Linked DNA regions of Homo sapiens: region 1 is linked to region 2. The links are chromatin contacts, found by Hi-C or POLR2A ChIA-PET in ENCODE. All regions are on one chromosome and are shown on one strand. Each heading gives the region's core, a stretch centred on a gene start or an enhancer-like site at or near the end of the contact. The rest is flanking DNA. Distances are from core to core; before and after follow the strand shown.

What was found. Hi-C counts contacts between places; a loop is a spot of excess contacts on that map. ChIA-PET counts read pairs that join two places held with the same protein, here RNA polymerase II (POLR2A). Pooled maps may share reads with other maps.
Region 1: a loop to region 2 is called in a map of dorsolateral prefrontal cortex, with 6 times the contacts of the local background. The contact joins the promoter of IGSF11 here to the enhancer-like site in region 2. A Hi-C loop is called at or near these places in 8 of 168 maps with a recorded cell type or tissue (adrenal gland, dorsolateral prefrontal cortex, head of caudate nucleus and 3 more), 2 of 37 single-sample maps with no recorded cell type and 14 of 50 pooled maps. POLR2A ChIA-PET finds 5 or more read pairs at or near these places in 2 of 52 experiments (Panc1 and activated T-cell).

The regions. Positions count from the first base shown.
Region 1 is chr3:119,030,061-119,036,296 of GRCh38, reverse strand. IGSF11 (immunoglobulin superfamily member 11) reads left to right here and starts at 1,451. Exons shown (of 7, transcript NM_001015887.3): 1 at 1,451-1,766. The coding sequence starts at 1,715. RefSeq lists a silencer at 1,171-1,530.
Region 2 is chr3:118,985,483-118,991,556 of GRCh38, reverse strand. All of the region lies in intron 1 of IGSF11 (immunoglobulin superfamily member 11), which reads left to right. Among named protein-coding and RNA genes, the nearest start is that of IGSF11-AS1, 45 kb to the right of the region's middle. Within about 2 kb of position 3,861, at least 5 of the 41 ENCODE cell types and tissues checked have a DNase peak (open chromatin) inside an H3K27ac peak, as active enhancers do; they include adrenal gland and dorsolateral prefrontal cortex, where a contact is called at or near this core.

The DNA of each region.
Region 1 (6,236 bases), core at 202-2,701, 47 kb before region 2:
AAATTTAAATTTGTTATTAATATGAAAAACTCTACTGTCATATCATTTATTTCTTGCCATTAGAGATCTGGTAGGGAATTCTAGCAAGTTGGAAGTAGTGAGCAAAGTTGAGGCATCTCTACTTCATAATCAAAATTTATCCTTTCAGGATATTCTTGTTAAAAGTTATTAACATTTCTTAACATGTTTCATTTTTTTAACCTTAAAAATATAATATCCACATTTTCAAAAAGAAGTACATCCATAACTCCACCATCTTGATATTTTAATTTTACATATATCTTCCAATCCTTGTCCAAATGTATGTTTAAAAAATATTTTACATATTTTTCTTCTGTGCATATTATTTTTGTTTCTGAGTTTCCCTGGGAGGATTGTATTTGCCAGATGAGGGCTCAATTTCTGAATGGCTCCGAGAACCCTAATTTATGCTGCTGTAGAAACTGACCAAAATGGGTTGGCATCCCCTGGGCAGGTATGTCCTCAAATTTAGAAGGCTCAGTTTGGAGGCTGAAGCAGGAAGTGACTATGAGCTGTACAATAAAGAGCAGAGCCCAGTATAAGAGAATAAAGATAGGTTTTACAAGAAAAGATGTAGGTAGATATTTAAGTAAAACAATTTCAGATGCTAGGAAAGTCTTTCTCCCCACCCAACCCAAACAAACAAGAAGCAAAAACAAAAAACCCAACTAAACAACGATTACAATAAATGTACATACCCCACTAGTTAACATGTATACTTAAGGTCAGTTTAAGAAAGCACTAACGTTTAAGCTGGAAAACTTAAAATATTAGAAGTTGACATAAGGTTTACAAAAGGGGCAAGAGAAGATGGCAGTCTCTCTGATAGGAATGGGGAGTTAGGGGCATGGTCCAGCCTCTATCCACTTTTCAAGGAAGAAAGGTGAAAAGGCATCCAGGAAACAGCGCAAAACCAAAACACTGTAAAATTAGGAATTCCTAATTCTGCCAGAGTCAGGTTCTTTCAGATTATTTAGGTTTTATAAGAGAGGACTGAAAGTGAAAAAGCCAAATATAAATTATCCGAAAACTGCAACAGGAAAGACTCTTGCAGGCTCAGAGGAAGGCTGTGGAAAAGTCATTGCTAGAGCTCTCCAGGATGCATCAGGCCGACACCACCTGTTTGCGGAGGGGTTTAGACCAAGGGAGGGGCCCTAACTCCGGCGAGGAGGGCGCCCACCCCTCGGTTCCCGGAGCTGGTGGAGGCGTGCGGGGGAGCGGGCGGCGCGGTGCACAGGTGGCGGGGGCCGCGCCAGCTGCGCGCCGCGCTCTGCTCCGCGGGTGGGCCGCCAGGCGTCGCGCTGGAGCCGCGGTTGCCCTGGAGACCAAGCGGGGCGAGTGGGCGGCGCGGCGAGGAGCCGAGCTGCGGCTGGAGTAGCGGGGCGTGAGTTGGGGGGAGTGGCTCCCCGGACTGCGCGAGGGGTCGGCTAGTCCTGGGGCAGGGCTGGGTGGCACGGCTGGCGAGCCCGGAACGCCTCTGGTCACAGCTCAGCGTCCGCGGAGCCGGGCGGCGCTGCAGCTGCACTTGGCTCGTCTGTGGGTCTGACAGTCCCAGCTCTGCGCGGGGAACAGCGGCCCGGCGCTGGGTGTGGGAGGACCAGGCTGCCCCAAGAGCGCGGAGACTCACGCCCGCTCCTCTCCTGTTGCGACCGGGAGCCGGGTAGGAGGCAGGCGCGCTCCCTGCGGCCCCGGGATGACTTCTCAGCGTTCCCCTCTGGCGCCTTTGCTGCTCCTCTCTCTGCACGGTGAGTAGCTCCAGCCCTTTCTTCCCGGTGGGGCCAGGCCGGGTCGGCGGGCCCGGGGCGAAGCTGTTTGGGGACGGCAAAGAGCCTCCTTGCTTTGCCGAGGGTCGGGAGTCCAACTTTCTCAGGGGCGGCGTTCGTTGCTGCGGCCGAGGCTCGCGCGCACCTGCAGCGGCTGCTTCTGCCGCCCGCGCAGCCCAGGTGTTCCTTGTCAGAGAGGTAACTAAACTCGTCCGGCTACCTCCGGTCCCAGGCCGGGCCCTGACTCTCACCTCGCTGCGCTCTGCGGAATGCAGGATCCTTTTTAGATAACGAACTCCCTTACTCACTGGTCCAGTTAGAAACTGTATTTAGAACCAGTTGTCTTTACTAGGCGGCCCTAGGAAAACTAGAAGTGCTTTTAAAATCATTTGGAAAACTTTATAGCTTTAACGTAACCTTTTAGAAGCCTATACACGTTTTGGCCGAAAATGATCTTTATTTTAAAACTAATTGTATACTGTGCTATACTACAATCGAAAACAAGAATTTATTTACACTCTAGCTTCATCTCCAAAGGACTTAAGTTGGCTCTCAACAATACATAGAATATAACAATATTAGAACAAAATAAATAAATGTCTTTAAATTTCTTGTTAACGGTTTTTAAAACATCTGTTTATAAATTTAGCTTTTAATCTCTGCTTAATCTTTCTTACATTTTCGGTGAATAGCCATCATATTAATTTAGATCCTGATTTTCATCCTATGCAGTGCTGTTTGTTTTTGTGTGTGCATTCTCCTGTGGAATCCAGTTTTCTGTCCCATTTATTGCTGAGATTTACTGAGATTTTTTTTCTGAAGGATGTTATTTAAAAAGCGGGTTCAGTGATTTTGGAACTTTGTGGTTAACCCTGTTTTTTTTCTGGAGACACCAGCATGTTTCCAGTCATTTCATGGCCTTATTCGAACTGATTTTGAAGTAACCTAATACTAGCCAACTTAACTTGTGCAGATTCATTGAATAGGGGAGAAGAGAATACGAAAACTTTTTGTATGTCTTCTCCGTAGAAACTAATGAAGCTGTTATCATCAAAATTAACTTTTCTAGAGTTCAGTAGGTATATTTTTAGTGATGATGTGCACACAATAACATCAATATGTCCATGTTATGAACTTGTGCTTCCAAGTATCTTGTACTGTTACTAGTTTGAGATGGCCAGTTTTTCTCTCTGTCCTACTACTTTTAAGTGTGAAATAAGAGAGTAAATCGGCTTTTTATGCAATCCTTGGACACAGCTCTAAATATTACCAATATTACAAGAACAGCTCAAATTTTTGGTAGAACATTCTATTATTAAAGTTGTATATTATAATAAATGCTCCTCTTTTTGTAAATAGCATTTGTGTATAGTTTGTTTTTGAATTATTAGGCAGTACTTTAAAAGAGTTGATACAATTCGCAGACTCAGCCTTGCAAGGTCATCTGATTTGTTCTTTTTTCTTCAGCAAAACTATTCCCAAGCCATAGAAAAATGTTTTTAAAGACTTCCAAGGACTTCTCAGTTTTGGCAATAACCTGTTATGTAGAGGCATTTTCCACTTTCAAAAACAGTGTTCATTGTTCAACAGATATTTACAGAGCCATCACTCTGTGCTTTTGAGTATCTGGTGGGGAAAGGTGGTGGTGGAATACAAAGACGCGTGTGAGTGTCTGCAGCCCGTAAGGAGTTTGCATTTTTAAAACAGGCTGTAAGCATGCACAAATAATTTATGGTACAGGGAATGTATGATGAGTTCTATTTGTTAATGTAAGTATCAAGTAAGACTTCTTGGAAAAGTTTACTTTTTATCTGGACATTGAATGAATAGGGTATGAATTGGCTCAGATGGGAGTGGATGGGCTTTCTTAACCAAAGGAACAGCCTGAAGGAAGGATGTAAAGTGGAACAGGCAGGGGTATACTCTTGAAAGGCCAAGCTGCTAGAGCAGGAGATGTGTGCAAGGGAGAAAGAGCCAAAAAGTAGTTGGGGGCAAGATAGTAGAGAATCTTGAATGCTGCGTTTGGGCTTTATTCGGCTGGCCATGGAAAAAGTACTGATGTTCAGTTTCCTTACTGTGGGGCGGGGAAGAGGATGAACAGTTAGCACGCCTGTTTGTGCTAGCATACCTGTCTCCAGGAGAATACCTTGCCCTAACCGAATTTAATTCTTGAACTAGTCAAGGGCAAACTTGGTTTGAATGAATTATGGCTCATCCCCAGAATTTTCAATGTGGAATAGCAGGAGGGGTGTATATCTGAACAAAGCTGGTTCCATTACAAAGGGGTAAAGGGAAATGGATGCTAGGTAAATAACCAATAGCAGTGGCCACTACAATGAAATGATACACCAAAGGTAGAAATAGAGGGTCTTTTCAATAAATGAAAGAAAATCGATGTTAATAAATTTCTGTTTCTATTTCTGTTTATTCTGTTTTCTTATTGTTATTTTGTTTTTATTTGTGAAGTAACTTCAAAGGGAATTTGAATTGAAAAGCTGACTTCTATATAGTTCTTCTAATGGGTTAGATATAACTAAAGTGTTTCTCATACTTGTGATTCCTTGAAATAGCAGATAACTTTTCAGAATTTGAGAAAATGTATAAAAAGAAAGAAATGACCACATAAAATGCAATGAAAATGAAAAAAGTCATGAACCTTTTCAGTGTTACCATTATTAAAAATTTATTGTAAAATCCAATTTATCAGCTCTAAATTTCATACTGTAATTGTTTTAGAAGGATTCACCTGTTAGTAAAAATCTGTAGTTTGACCTACATGAAAGATGACAGCTACGGGATGAAAATTTCAGAGATACTAAGCCTAATACACATATATATTCAACATGGACTATTCAGGAAGCAATTTAAATATTAAATTACCAAGCACTTAAAAAGCGTTATGCTTAGAACTGTTGTCAGACACAAGGTAATGATGCAAGGGGTAAAAGTACTTGTTTTGGCTTCCCCTCCCCAGGTGACAGTATGTGGCAGATTTTGAAATGTGTTTTCACACTTTCATAGTGGAGAGATTTATAATGAAAATTCTCATTTGAGTCTTCATACTTATGCCATGTGATTTAGTGTCAAACAAGGTGATGTGCTGGTGCAAAAGATTCTTTAGTTGCAGTGAGTAATACAAAGCAAGGGACAGGCAGTACTTACTGAGTTGGGAGAAAGTTCAGAAAATTCTGGCCTTCCCACTAAAACTTTTCATCCATAACTACTTAGTTAGTTTGTTTATTTATTTATTTATTTGAGATGGAGTCTGGCTTTTGTTGTCCAGGCTGGAGTGCAGTGGCGCCATCTTGGCTCACTGCAATCCCCGACTCCTGGGTTCTAGCAGTTCTCCTGCCTCAGCCTCCCGAGTAGCCAGGATTACAGGCGCATACCACCACACTTGGCTAATTTTTGTATTTTTAGTAGAGACGGGGTTTCACCACGTTGGCCAGGCTGGTCTCAAACTCCTGACCTCAAGTGATTTGCTCACCCCAGTCTCCCAAAGTGCTGGGATTACAGGCCTGAGCCACCGTGCCTGGCCCCATAACTAGTTTATTTAGAATAGGGATTCCACATCTATTGTTATCTAGACTAATGACAATTTTTTATACTCTCTCAACACTGAATTATTTTAGGCAGTTTGGGGAGGGTTTGCTGAATTTCTGTTTTCTAATTTACTTCAAGTGAACACAGTCATCTCAACTTTCTTTGTTTGGTGAGGGCTAGCTGGCACTAACACATCTCATCCCTGCATTTTGAAAACTGCCCCCACACCATCTGGAGGATCTGAAATCTTCTCTTGACCATACTTTGTGAGCAACTGGCTTAAGAGAGGTTGTTGGTTCTTGGGTGGTATTCAAAAAGCCATCTGATTTGAGCTGAGTTTGGTCTTAAAAGTGGAAAGTTAATTAGTTTACTTATTAGTTAAGCCTATCTTACTAAACCATGGAAGGATTTTTTTTCTTTCTGTTAACATTTGGGTAATTAATTTTCTGTGTACCTGGTTTTCTGCCACCCAAGAAAAAGACCACAGTAGTAGTTTGCATTTGTAATGGTTTTAAATTGCAGAAATATGAAGTAAGCCACAGAGAGAAAATTGGTTTCCAATTTGCAAATAATAGACTCAGCCAATGATCTACCGCATCATCATTGCCTTTATCAGATATTATATAGGTACAGTATGGGTCTGCCTCACTCATATATTACAGAAAGAATCATATTTTGATAAGTATAACTAAAATTTTTATTTAGAGTATAGGATGAAACCCATACAAATTTACTGTTGTGGACAAAGTGTATTCAATAAAAAGTTACTTGAAAAAGTCTACTTACTGGTTTGTTTTCATTTAGCAGTTAACTCTGTTGATCTTGAGAGAGATATAAGCTGACAGTATTAGAGGACACTTATATTTAGAAAAGGATTCCTGGAAAGAAGCTGAGATCCTAGAAGGACCG
Region 2 (6,074 bases), core at 2,612-5,111:
AATATTTAATTTTGTATACTTGTTGAATATTTAGATTAAATTCACAGGTTAATTGTGGTATTTCACTTGAATAGATGCAGCTGTGGAGTACAAAAAGGCTTATTTATCCCAGTTCATGACTAGAATACAGTAGATGTTGTTATAAAACTAAGCCTGTTACATACTTTGGTAAAATCATGTGCCCTGAAATATAGTAGGCACTTATGAGAGCCTCATAAGACACGGTCAGACCACCATAACATAGATATTGGGCCTGCCCACAACAATAGTGTTATGATAAGTGGTGTTCCCTGTATGTGTTATGGTTAGTGGGGATACAGAATATCTGTGATGGAACAATAATTGAATTGTTTCTGACTCCGTCTAATTTTCTGTTGCATTTTAAAAAATACTCCCAGAAGAATGGTGTATGTTTGCCCAGTGCTTCCACTCTGGTCCTTTCTAAGTGAGTTTTATGGGCTCCCTAAGCCTGTGACCTGTATTTTTAGGAGATGCAATTCTCTGGATCTCTGTGGAATTTATATTGGATTTGAGAGGGCTGTGCATTCCTTAGAGACTAGGTAATTCCAGAGGAGCTGGTTGATTCAACGGATTTCATTCAAGGGACTTGTATTTTCCTTGGGAACATTTCAGGAAATATTCATTTCTTCCAATCAAGGAACTCTCCCTTCCTACCTACACATATATACATACCCTTGCCCTTTAGAGATTCCCTGAACCCACAGGATTTCTCTGGGTTGAAAAAATGAGTCTTGGTTTGAAATCTATTGAAATACTTCAGGTTTCTGTTGTCCAGAACTAACTTCTAGGTGGAGACCCTCAAGTTGCCCAGGGGTTAGAAACAGTGAAAGGGACTATATTGTTTCCCTTTGGATTTTCCATAGTGTCTACAATACTGCTCTGTACATAAAATGTGGAAAATAAATGTGTTGGCTATAACTCTTTATCCATTTTTCTTCTCCATTTATATATATGTGAATCTATGTAAGATTATTAAAACCCAAGATTTTTCTAGAATTTTGTATTTCATTCCCAGGTCTATCTCCTATCTCTCAGTTAACTTACTTAGCATCTTTATGTTTACTGATCTCCCCTTCATAACATCAGGACACTTAATTGAATTGAGTGAACAGAATCTAATTACAGATTCTGACCCATCTTAAGTAAGGCACATTATGCATCCATACTTTCAAAACATTTCTCTAAGCCATTCTTTCTTGCCTGTTTTCCTTGATATAATGCAGGTTCTCTTCACTTCACATCTAGGTTATTTCAGTATGTTCACAACTGGTCTGTATCCCTCCCTCTATTCTCTCTCCCTTTCAAATCTGTCTACCACACTGCTGTCAGAACAATGAAAACATAAATATATCCTTCTTTTGCTTATAAAACTCTTCAGTGGTTCCCTATTGCATTTTGGGGGAGAGTCCAAAGCCTGAACTGTAAAATCATGCCAGTCTCTGTGAATCTCTTTGTAACCTAACTTTCTGCACTTTTACTGTTTATTACTGTGCCTCAAAGTTTATTTTTATAAAAATACCATCCACTAGTATGACCCCGAGCCTTTGCAGATGCTCTTCCTCTGCCTGATACTTCTCCTTAATATGTCTGGAAAACCCCTGCTTATCCTTTGCTGCTAAAAAGTTATCTCCCCTTTAGAGCCTCTCTTAAATCCGAAAGGCCATTTCTTTTCATCTGTGTTTGTATAGTATAGTATAGAAAATAGTACTTCTGTTATGTCACTCTATTCATTGCTCCTTAAACTATTTTTGGGCTGATGATTTTGTAAAATGTAATAAAAATGAAATACTAGAAAAATGAAGTGTAAAAAACATAAGATAGCCTCATTTAAAAAATTGTTAGCTTCAACAGACCTAAAATTACTATTAAAATGCTATAAAGGGGCTGGGTGTGGTGGCTCATGCCTGTAATCTCAGCAGTTTGGGAGGCCGAGGCGGGCAGATCACGAGGTCAGGAGTTCGAGACCATCCTGGCTAACATGGTGAAACCCCGTGTCTTCTACTAAAAATACAAAAATTAGCTGGGCGTGGTGGTGGGCGCCTGTAGTCCCAGCTACTCAGGAGCCTGAGGCAGGAGAATGGCGTGAACCCGCGAGGCGGAGGTTGCAGTGAGCTGAGATTGCGCCACTGCACTCCAGCCTGGGTGACAGAGCGAGACTCAGTCTCAAAAAAAAAAAAATGCTATAAAGGTTTTCTATATATTTACTCTTAACGTGTGTATTTAGCCATCTTCTTGTGGATCAACAACCAACAATTCACAGGTCTGCACTGGTCCAGGGCCACATTTTGGGTAGCATTGCTTTGTAACATTTATCAAACAATTTTACAGTCCTTTGCTTGTGTATTTGCTCTTGCTTTCCTCACTAGACAAGGGTTGTGTCTGATTGATCTTGTGTTTTGTCTTCCCATCTTTTGTTCCCTCCTCTCAAAATCTTAGTTAAAATAGTTCATGACACAGGGTTAATCAGTAAATGTTTGTTGAATGAATTAAGGGTAGCATTGGTCTTATTACCCTATAATCACAACTGGCCTGCATTTCTTTGGGTAGGGTTTTCTTTTAGTTTATATGGGACTTAGAACTTCATGATGTCATAGTGAAAGTCTACTGGAGAAAGAGCTTTCTAACTCAGTCTGAAGTAGAGATATTAATGTTGTAACGTGCTTCAGTTTTGCTGATCTCTGAGAAACCTCACAGTTCAGGAAGGAGACATTTCCATATTATTAGCACAAGTGATAAAACAGTTCTTTGCTGTAGGAGAGGAGAATAGAACTCGTAGTGCCATTGAAGCAAGTTTTTTTTTAAGCAAATAGTTGCTTTGAGTTACAAATGCAATGCTTTTTTAAGCTTTTTGTTTTTACTGACAAACCACATGCAGATGCCATTCTGTCCTCCAAGTTTCCCACCCCGAGGACAGCCAGCTGCCATGCACTTCCCCCATCCTCATTCACAGATCATTAATCAAAGATCGTTAATCAATATGTCTTTAGAATCTGCAGTTTTGAAAGTCATATTCCCAGCTTCGGAAGGCTGCAACTTGCCCAATTTCCTGTGATTTTGGAAAAGTGTTCTGCTATGGTGGAAAGCGCTGGAAACCTGAGTTCCAGCCTAGGTTTTGCAACTAACTGTATGACTCTGGGCAGGTCATACTCCCTTTTTAACATGTGTCCTCATTTGAATTCCAGACTGAATTATCTCTAGGGTAGCTTTTTAACTCTTCCTTTTAGTCCTCACAGGGGTTAATTGACATTTGCTTGCTTTGCTTGTGGTCTTTTAACCCTGGCTAGTGATCTTCATACACTATCATGTACATACTGTGCCAGCAATTAGGATATTATATTGACATTCTCTTTGCTTTTTTTCCTCCTACAGTATACTGTACTTTCCTCAAAGATACCTTATTCATCTTTGTATTAGCTGCTCTTGGCCCAGTGTCTTAATTCATGCCCTATTAACGTTGGTTGACTTGAGCTGAACTCTGTCCCTTGCTTTTGCTTCAGACCTTTGTTTAGCAGTCTGCCTATCAGGTGAGAAAACTTGGATTGGTTGCATATTGATATCCAATTAATATATTACAGAACTGTTTAAGGTTGTAAAAGTAATAAAGCCCAGTTGGAGTAATGGTGATCAGTCATATGCATGTGTAAAACAGATGAAAGTTGTGGTTATTCATTCATTGTTCTCCTTAGGAAGGTCTTATTGATTATTAGCTTGTTGAAGGATCTGAGTTGGTATTCGTCTGTCTGTGCCTTCTTGGCTTCTGGCTGCAGGAAAAAAATATGTGAATTTTCTGCCCACAGACTGTCCAGCCCTGCCAAGGCAGCCTGCCAAATCTCAAGTCACATGCCTAGTGAATTGCTGCTACATTTTTTCTTCCTTGTCTTTTTCAAGGCTGCTGATGTTGGGCTCTTTGCCTGGTGTCCCTGAATCGTAGCCCTTTTAACTCTCTGAGTGATGAGCTCCAAACATTGTTTAGCAGCAGAAGCAATTTTTATTGGTACTAGATTACCTCCACTGACTAGGCCAGGCTTGTTTTTATGGCTCCACACTACTAGGCAGGACTTCTAGAAGTGTCAGGCTTTGGACTTGGTTTAGTCCTTACTCCTGAGCTTGAAGCCCTGATTCATACCACCTCATAGTTCTCAATGTCCACCATTTGTTCCCAGTGTCCCTAAACCTAGAATATATGTGGGTGTCGTGTGAGAGGCAGTTTGTCCTCACCCATTTCCTGGAGGAGAGGTGTTCTCATCCTCTGGGATGAACACAAGAAATAACCCTCACACTTATCTGGCCTCACTTTTCTAGTTAGGCATTCTATTTTGCATTCCATTCGCAGAGCTGAGCCTTGTACCTCTTTATAGTATCTTTCAAATACCAAAATGTGGAAGCACCATTAGGAAGGTTAGTACTTCCAGTTGTATTTGTAAGGATGGTGATGGATTTAACCTGAGCTTCCACACGTTTTCCTGGTCCATGTGTTTGTGAGATAGGTTGCAAGGGTTTAGTGGACAGATGTCTAGATAAATGAATCTAATTAGTGCCTAACCTTATGGAACTGCTAACCATAACTCTCCTTTACCGCTGTGTTCTAAGCAACAGCCATGGTCTTAGAGTGACCTCATTACCCAGAGTCACATATTCTGCTGAGGGATGTGGAGAAAAGAGGAAGTTGTGAGACTGGAGGAGAACTTAGAAAATTTTCTTTTATTTATTCTTTGTATTGCCTTTTCTTTTTGCTCAATTTCTGTGTTCTTCTCTTTCTTACCTGAGAAGCACTAGTGTATACATGTAAAACCTATATTTCAATATGAACCCATCCTTTCCAGCTAGAAAATCCTGGAAGGGTTTACTATCCCCTCTAAGCTGTAGTTTCCTTCTCTGTGAAAACAGACTATAGCCACTGCTTAACATGCATGGCTATATTACATATTAAATAACATGGTGAAAGTATGTACTTGGCACCATGCACTGCTGACCTGGAGAACACTTTAGTAAAAGCTCCTTTCCATTTTCCTGTTAAATTGAGCATACAAATTATTATTTACTATAAATTCCCCACTTGTGCCTATATTAGAAACTAACAGAAAATGTTACAGATAGTATAAAGCAGAAATTGAGGCACTTAATGAATAAAATTCAGTTCAGTTCAATGAACATTTATTGCATACCAGGCACTGTGAGTGGAGAAGGCAGCTTCTTTTAGAAATTTACAGTCTAATGAGGAAAACAGATGAGTGAATAGACATTTAAATGGGGTGCGATGGGTGCTTTAGAGGCATGACTGGTTCCTCTGCACGTAAGGTAGAGGGCACTTGCTCTCATTCAGCGGGAGAGGAGTGAGGGGTGGCACAAAGTCAGGGAGGTAAAGCAATGGATTTTTGAACTGTGGCTCCTTGAAGAGAGGGCGCACATTCCAGGCAGAGGGAAGTACATGAGGGAAGATAAAGTATGAAGTTGCCTAACAAGTGTAACTGCAAATTGTTCAGGCTTGCTTAATTGCAGTTTGTGACATGGCAAGTGGCAGGAGGGGAAGCTGTTAATGGCCAGCCCATGGAAGTCCTTTTTGTCGTGCTGAGAAACTTGACTTATATCCTATAAAGAATGGGGGCCATTCATTTCAAGGCTCTATACTGAGGTTGTGACAAGATCAAATTTGCATTTTTTAAGAATCACTCTGGTGCTGGTGCTCAGGAAGACAAGGGAGAAGGAGGAATAGACATATCAAGAAGCTGGTGCCAGGGGTTCAGAGGAGAGATGATAAGGGGCTAAACTGAAAGAGCAAATGGCAGAGGGATAAAGAGGAGGAGACTAATTGAGGAGACCAATTTAGGAGGTAAAATGAGTGATAGTTTCATTGTAAAGGATGAAAAAGTGTCAAGGGTGACTCTTAGGTTCTTTTGTTGGGTATATGTAATTGGAATGGCAAATAAAGATCAGATTTGGGGAAAAAGATGATCAATTCAGTTTCAGACAAATTGAATTTGTTCTGCTTGTGGGATGTTATCCAAGGGGAGGGAAGACCGGCAGCCAGTTTGATAGGTAGGTCTGGGGCTTCA